2 separate regions of the Homo sapiens genome follow, and region 2 is linked to region 1. Evidence: read pairs that join two places in POLR2A ChIA-PET (ENCODE). Cell type or tissue: A673. All regions are shown on one strand. Links, peaks and the distances in the headings refer to the core of each region. The heading gives the core; the rest is flanking DNA. Region 1 overlaps B4GALNT3 (beta-1,4-N-acetyl-galactosaminyltransferase 3). Region 2 overlaps CCDC77 (coiled-coil domain containing 77).

Region 1 (2,910 bases), core at 241-2,740:
AAGGTGGAAGGTGGAAGGAAGATGGAAGGCGGAATGCGGAAGGCGGAAGGTGGAAGGTGGAAGGTCAAAGGTGGAAGAAGGTGGAAGGTGGAAGGTGGAAGAAGGTCGAAGGCGGAAGGTGGAAGGTGGAAGAAGGTGGAAGGTGGAAGGTGGAAGAAGGTGGAAGGTGGAAGGTGGAAGAAGGTGGAAGGTGGAAGGTGGAAGAAGGTGGAAGAAGGTGGAAGGTGGAAGGTGGAAGAAGGTGGAAGGTGGAAGGTGGAAGAAGGTGGAAGGTGGAAGGTGGAAGGAAGGTGGAAGGCGGAAGGTGGAAGGAAGGTGGAAGACAGAAGGTGGAAGGCGGAAGGCGGAAGGTGGAAGCTCGAAGGTGGAAGAAGGTGGAAGGTGGAAGGTCGAAGGTGGAAGAAGGTCGAAGGTGGAAGGCGGAAGGTGGAAGGTGGAAGAAGGTCGAAGGCGGAAGGTGGAAGGTGGAAGGAAGGTAGAAGGTGGAAGGTGGAAGGTGGAAGAAGGTGGAAGGTGGAAGGTGGAAGGTGGAAGAAGGTGGAAGAAGGTGGAAGGTGGAAGAAGGTGGAAGGTGGAAGGTGGAAGAAGGTGGAAGGTGGAAGGTGGAAGGAAGGTGGAAGACAGAAGGTGGAAGGCGGAAGGCGGAAGGTTGAAGGTGGAAGGTGGAAGGTGGAAGGAAGGTGGAAGGTGGAAGGCAGAAGGCGGAAGGTGGAAGGTGGAAGGTCGAAGGTGGAAGAAGGTCGAAGGTGGAAGGCGGAAGGCAGAAGGCGGAAGGTGGAAGGTGGATGGTGGAAGGTACCAAAAAAAACAAAAAACAAAAATTAGCCGAGCGTGGTGGCACACGCCTGTAGTTCAGCTGCTCAGGAGGCAGAGGTGGGAGAATACCTTGAGCTTGGCAGGCAGAAATTGCAGTGAGCTGCCACTGCACTCCAGCCTGGGCACCAGAGTAAGACCCTGTCTCAAAAAAAAAAAAAAAAAAAAAAAAAAAAAAAAAAAAAAAAAAGAATAGGCAAATCCATAGAGACCAAAAGGAGAGTCGTGGTTCCAGTGCTGGAGGTGGGGAGAATTGGGAGTGACTGATAATGGGTGAGGTTCCTTTCTAGGGTGAGGAAAATGCTCTGGAATTAGGTAGTGGCAATGGTTGCACAGCCCTGTGGATATACCAGCACCAGTGAATCGAATACTCAGATGGGCACTGAGAATCTGAGGCTGGCCGACTTATAGCCTCTACTCCTCTTTCCACTTCAACATCTGGGGCTCTCCCTTCTCCCTACTTCCCAAAGCATCTCCACTCCCTGTTTAATTGTGACCATCCCTAGAGGGCTGGCAACAGGTTTCTTTCCAAAGCAGCTCTGCAGGGTTTGCCCCGCCCCTCCCTCTCATACCCAACCCCCTCCTCTTTGTACCCAGACCGTTTACTTATTAAACCAATTAAATTAAATGACTCACATTGCACCCTTGGGCATGAGGCGGGTAAACAGCTCACCAGAGTCTGACTTGCTCTTGAAAGGGCCCGTTTCCCTCCCAGCCCAGCCAACTCCCCTGACCAGCCCCCCAGCGTCCAACCCCCCCATGGAGTGTCTCTCAGGTCACAGTAGGAAGAGGATCGGGGGAGCTGCTAGCCCTTCCCATTGTGCTTTCTCACCCCAAGGAAGGCCACACCCCCTCAAAGAGTTGACACAATAGTCTTCTTATTCCACTGCTTACAAAGCCAGCAGGCAGCTAGCTCAGCATGGCAGAAATCATCTGGAGCCCTCTTGCCCGCCCCTTGCTGCTACATCTTACCCCTACAGCAGCACCAGCGCCATTTCTCTGGGTGCCCCATCCCTGTCAATGCCTGCTTTGAGCTGGATGCTCTGGAGTGTCATGCAGCTAACTAGGTTAGGCAACCTGGGTCCATCGCTCATCTTGCCTGGAGACGAAAGGGAATGGTTCCGATTATTTCTCCAGGCTCCAAGACCTGTGAGCTTTCAGTTCAATGAATGTGGACTGAACTCACTCGGCCATGGAAGGGAACAAAGGTATGCCAAACAAGGACTCAAGGAGGACACAGCAGGTCTCGTAGGGGCGAGTGGATAATTTTAGTGAAATGCAGCAAGGGATGAAACAGGGTATGTGTGGAATAGAGATGTCCTGGCCTCCTCTCTTTCTTGCTCCCACCACCCACAGCACACTTCTCTGCCTTGCTGAGCATGGCACTGGGTGGGGTCACACATTAACAAGTCTGGCAAGATCTTCCCTGGGCCACGCTTAGAATAACCCAGCTCCGCTCTCAGCACCTCCTTCCAAACACCACCTCGGAGGCATCCCTCCTGACAGTCTGGAATCCAGGAGGGAAGTGTGATTTGAGTCAGATCCTGTCCTGGAGTGGAACCGCATGCTCTTGCCACCCCCCTACCCAGGCATTTCCGGCTTTGTGTATTTATAAGACTCTCTTGAACTAGGTACCAGCAAATAGGAGCAGAGACCTGATTTAGGTCAATGAAATCTGCACTGGGGAGAGTAAAGACACCCTGAGAGCAAGTTGGTATTTTTTCTCCTATTCCGTATCCGGGTTTCAGTATCATTTAAATCCCCTAGAAAGCCTCCCTCTCTTCCCATTCAGTGTTGCTTCCCAAGTTTCTCCTGCCCTGGAAATCTCCTTTCCTCCTGTCCTCTCCACGCGCATGAGTTTCCTAAAGCACAGTGGCTCCAGGCCACCTTCTAATGTTCATTTATGATTAAACAGCTGCATTTTGCAGAGCACTTGTCAGCTGTTAACAAGCCCATCCATCCCCTCCTAGGCGGGATCTGAGCTCTCAAAGGGGGCTGGGGGTGGGGCGAAGGTACAGCAGTAGGTTAGTAGGTGCAGGTGTGCAGGGGTCCTCCGCCCCATCAGCTTCAGACACGTTGTCCATCATCTTTGAAGTG
Region 2 (2,910 bases), core at 112-2,611, 73 kb after region 1:
TCTTACACTGCACCCTATATTGCTTAATCTTTGACATCAAATTATCTTTTTCAAGCATCCATGACTTCTCTTTATTTTGGTTTTCAGATCTGAGTTGCAGAAAATCTTTGGTGCTCTCATAGAGCAGTTCTTGGGTGTGGTGAAGACTAGGAAAGAAAGTATAAATGCAGACATGAGGATGCGCACACAGCACACCTGAAAGCAAGGATTATTCCAAAATGGAAGAGAGTGGTTCTTTTAAAATGGTGTGATATATAAATTTTGTAAAATATTAGCAGGTTTAAAAATCTGATCACTGGCAATCTTACATGTTTTACTGGGTAAAGTATAATGTATCTACCCATGCTCACTGGTTCATAGACTGGTCTTTACAGGTACTTTCCTGAGTGCGAACTTCAGATTATATGATTAGAAGGACTACAGGGATATTTACACATAGCCTGCGTTAACTATGGACCATTCCTAGGAATAAGACAAGGAAGAACTAAATCACGGTGTTCTGACAAGTTAATACAAATTCTATAGTATCAAAAACAGCTTTGCTTTTGTGTATGCTGTGCTCCATGTAGAACTGCCTATATCAAAATCTTATCCTTTGTTTATTTTAAAAAGAACTTTTTTTTTTTTTTTTTTTTAAGACAGGGTCTTGCTCTGTCACGTAGGTTGGAGTGCAGAGGCACGATCACAGCTCACAGCAGCCCTGACCTTCTGGGCTCAAGCAATCCTTCTGTCTCAGCCTCCTAAGCAGCTGGGACCACCTCCCAGGGTGTTTGCCAGCTCATTAAAAATTTGTGTGTGTGTGGAGATGGGGTCTTGCTATGTTCCTTAGGCTTGTCTGGTCTGGAACTCCTGGGCTCATACACTCCTCTCGCCCCAGCCTCCCAAAATACTGGGATTACAAGTGTGAACCACTGCACCTGGCCTACTTTTTTAAAAATCAACTTCCTGTATGAAGTCATTTCCAACAACTTTAGCCTATTTTAATTCCTCCATTCTCTGAAACTCCATCCCAGGTTAATGTTCCCTTGTCTTATAATTCAACACTTGCTCATCTGTCATATTTTAACTGTCAACATGCACTTTTTCCCAGCCTGAGTGAAAGCATATACCTTATTTATTATTTTTGCCCCAATGCCATGAGATTGTCAAGGATAATACTAACTACTGGACATACACAGGCAGTTAACAGATTCATGGTGACTATTTCCTGAAATTTAGGAATAGACAACGTCTCTATCTTTAAAAAACAATATCCCTGGAAGTTAGCAACTCATCAGTTTAACATTACCACCCAGAAAAATGCTATACTGAATGATCTGGCTGCTTGCAAGAGTATTAAATACCATGAAGCAATCACTGTATTTTTCTACCAAACAAATAATGTGAGATCCACTTATTTTCATGAGTAACAGAGTGCACAGATAAGAGGAAATGACAGCAGAGTGCCAAGCACACAGTAGAGTAAATGTCACAAGGTGAATATATACAGTCAGGTATGTGTGCATGTGTATGTAGAGAGAGATTGATTCAATTACCACAAGGGTCTCTCTCACTTTCAATGAGTTATTTTATTCTGTCTTACATTATCTTCTCAATCTCAAACTGGGAAACTATAGGCTTGTTAAAATACAAGTAGCTTGAAAGTGATACCCAAAGGGCAGTCATTAACGGCCCTGGATTTCATGCCCTTCTTAGGAAGATCCATCTAATGGAAGGAACCGATCATGTGCTCAGATATGCAGATAACGCTAAACAAGGAAGGTTACTGGTATTCTGGAAAACAGATATAAAATTACAAATTACTATGACAATATTAAAATATCTGTTCCTTAAAAACAAAACCCATTGAAATGTCAAGATGCTATACTTAAGTGCAAAAATACTAAAAATAAAAATGAAGGTGGAGAAATACTGGCCAAATGCAAACACATTATACTATGTTAAAAGAAACATAGCAGACCGGGCGCGATGGCTCCCGCCTGTAATCCCAACACTTTGGGAGGCTGAGGTGGGCAGGTTACCTGAGGTCAGGATCGAGACCAGCTTGGCCAACATGGTGAAACCCTGTCTCTACTAAGAAGGAAATCCCAGCACTTTGGGAGGCCGAGGCGGGCAGATCACGAGGTCAGATCGAGACCATCCTGGCTAACACGGTGAAACCTTGTCTCTACTAAAAATACAATTAAAAAAAAAAAATTAGCCGGGCGTGGTGGTGGGCGCCTGTAGTCCCAGCTACTCAGGAGGCTGAGGCAGGAGAATGGCATGAACCCGGGAGGCGGAGCTTGCAGTGAGCCGAGATTGTGCCACTGCACTCCAGCCTGGACGACACAGCGAGACTCTGTCTCAAAAAAAAAAAAAAAAAAAAGACAAAGGATCAGCAATAGGAACAATTTAAACAAAGGAATAGAGTTTGAATTAATGTACTAAGAATGAGAGTGCAAGGCTGGGCACAGTGGCTCATGTCTGTAATCTCAGTGCTTCAGGAGGCTGAGGTGAGAGGATTGCTTGAAACCAGGAGTTTGAGACTAGCCTGGGCAATATAGCAAGACCCCATCTCTACAAAAAATAATAAAAATAAACCAGGTTTGGTGGTATGCACCTGTAATCCTAGCGACTTGGAAGGCTGAGGCAGGAGGATTGCTTGCGCCCAGGAGTTCAAGGCTGCAGTAAGCTATGATCACACCACTGCACTCCAGCCTGGGCAACAGGGTAAGACCCTGTCTTTACTGGAAAAAATGAAACAAAACAATCAGACAGGAGATATTTTCCTGAGTGCTAACTTCGGGTTATATGATTAGAAGGACTACAGGGATATTTACACATAGCCTGCATAAGTATGGACCATTCCTAGGAATAAGACAAGGAAGTACTAAGTTGTGGAGTTCTGACAAGTTAACACAAGTTCTGTAG

Evidence for each region. Peaks named below come from ENCODE experiments on the same cell type or tissue, not always from the same donor. Only the 100,000 strongest peaks of a DNase experiment are listed, where the experiment ranks them.
Region 2: POLR2A ChIA-PET joins it to region 1 with 7 read pairs; 6 of 35 experiments call an interaction of 5 or more read pairs at or near these places.

Annotation. Positions count from the first base shown.
Region 1 is chr12:509,107-512,016 of GRCh38, reverse strand. All of the region lies in intron 1 of B4GALNT3 (beta-1,4-N-acetyl-galactosaminyltransferase 3), which reads right to left. Among named protein-coding and RNA genes, the nearest start is that of B4GALNT3, 51 kb to the right of the region's middle. RefSeq lists enhancers at 589-1,235, 2,079-2,652. In A673, for the core only: no CTCF peak of the experiment used is centred there; DNase peaks (open chromatin) are centred at 1,506 and 2,386; H3K27ac peaks cover 1,712 bases.
Region 2 is chr12:435,571-438,480 of GRCh38, reverse strand. CCDC77 (coiled-coil domain containing 77) reads right to left here. Exons shown (of 13, transcript NM_032358.4): 10 at 1-146. Among named protein-coding and RNA genes, the nearest start is that of B4GALNT3, 23 kb to the left of the region's middle. In A673, for the core only: no CTCF peak of the experiment used is centred there; no DNase peak of the experiment used is centred there.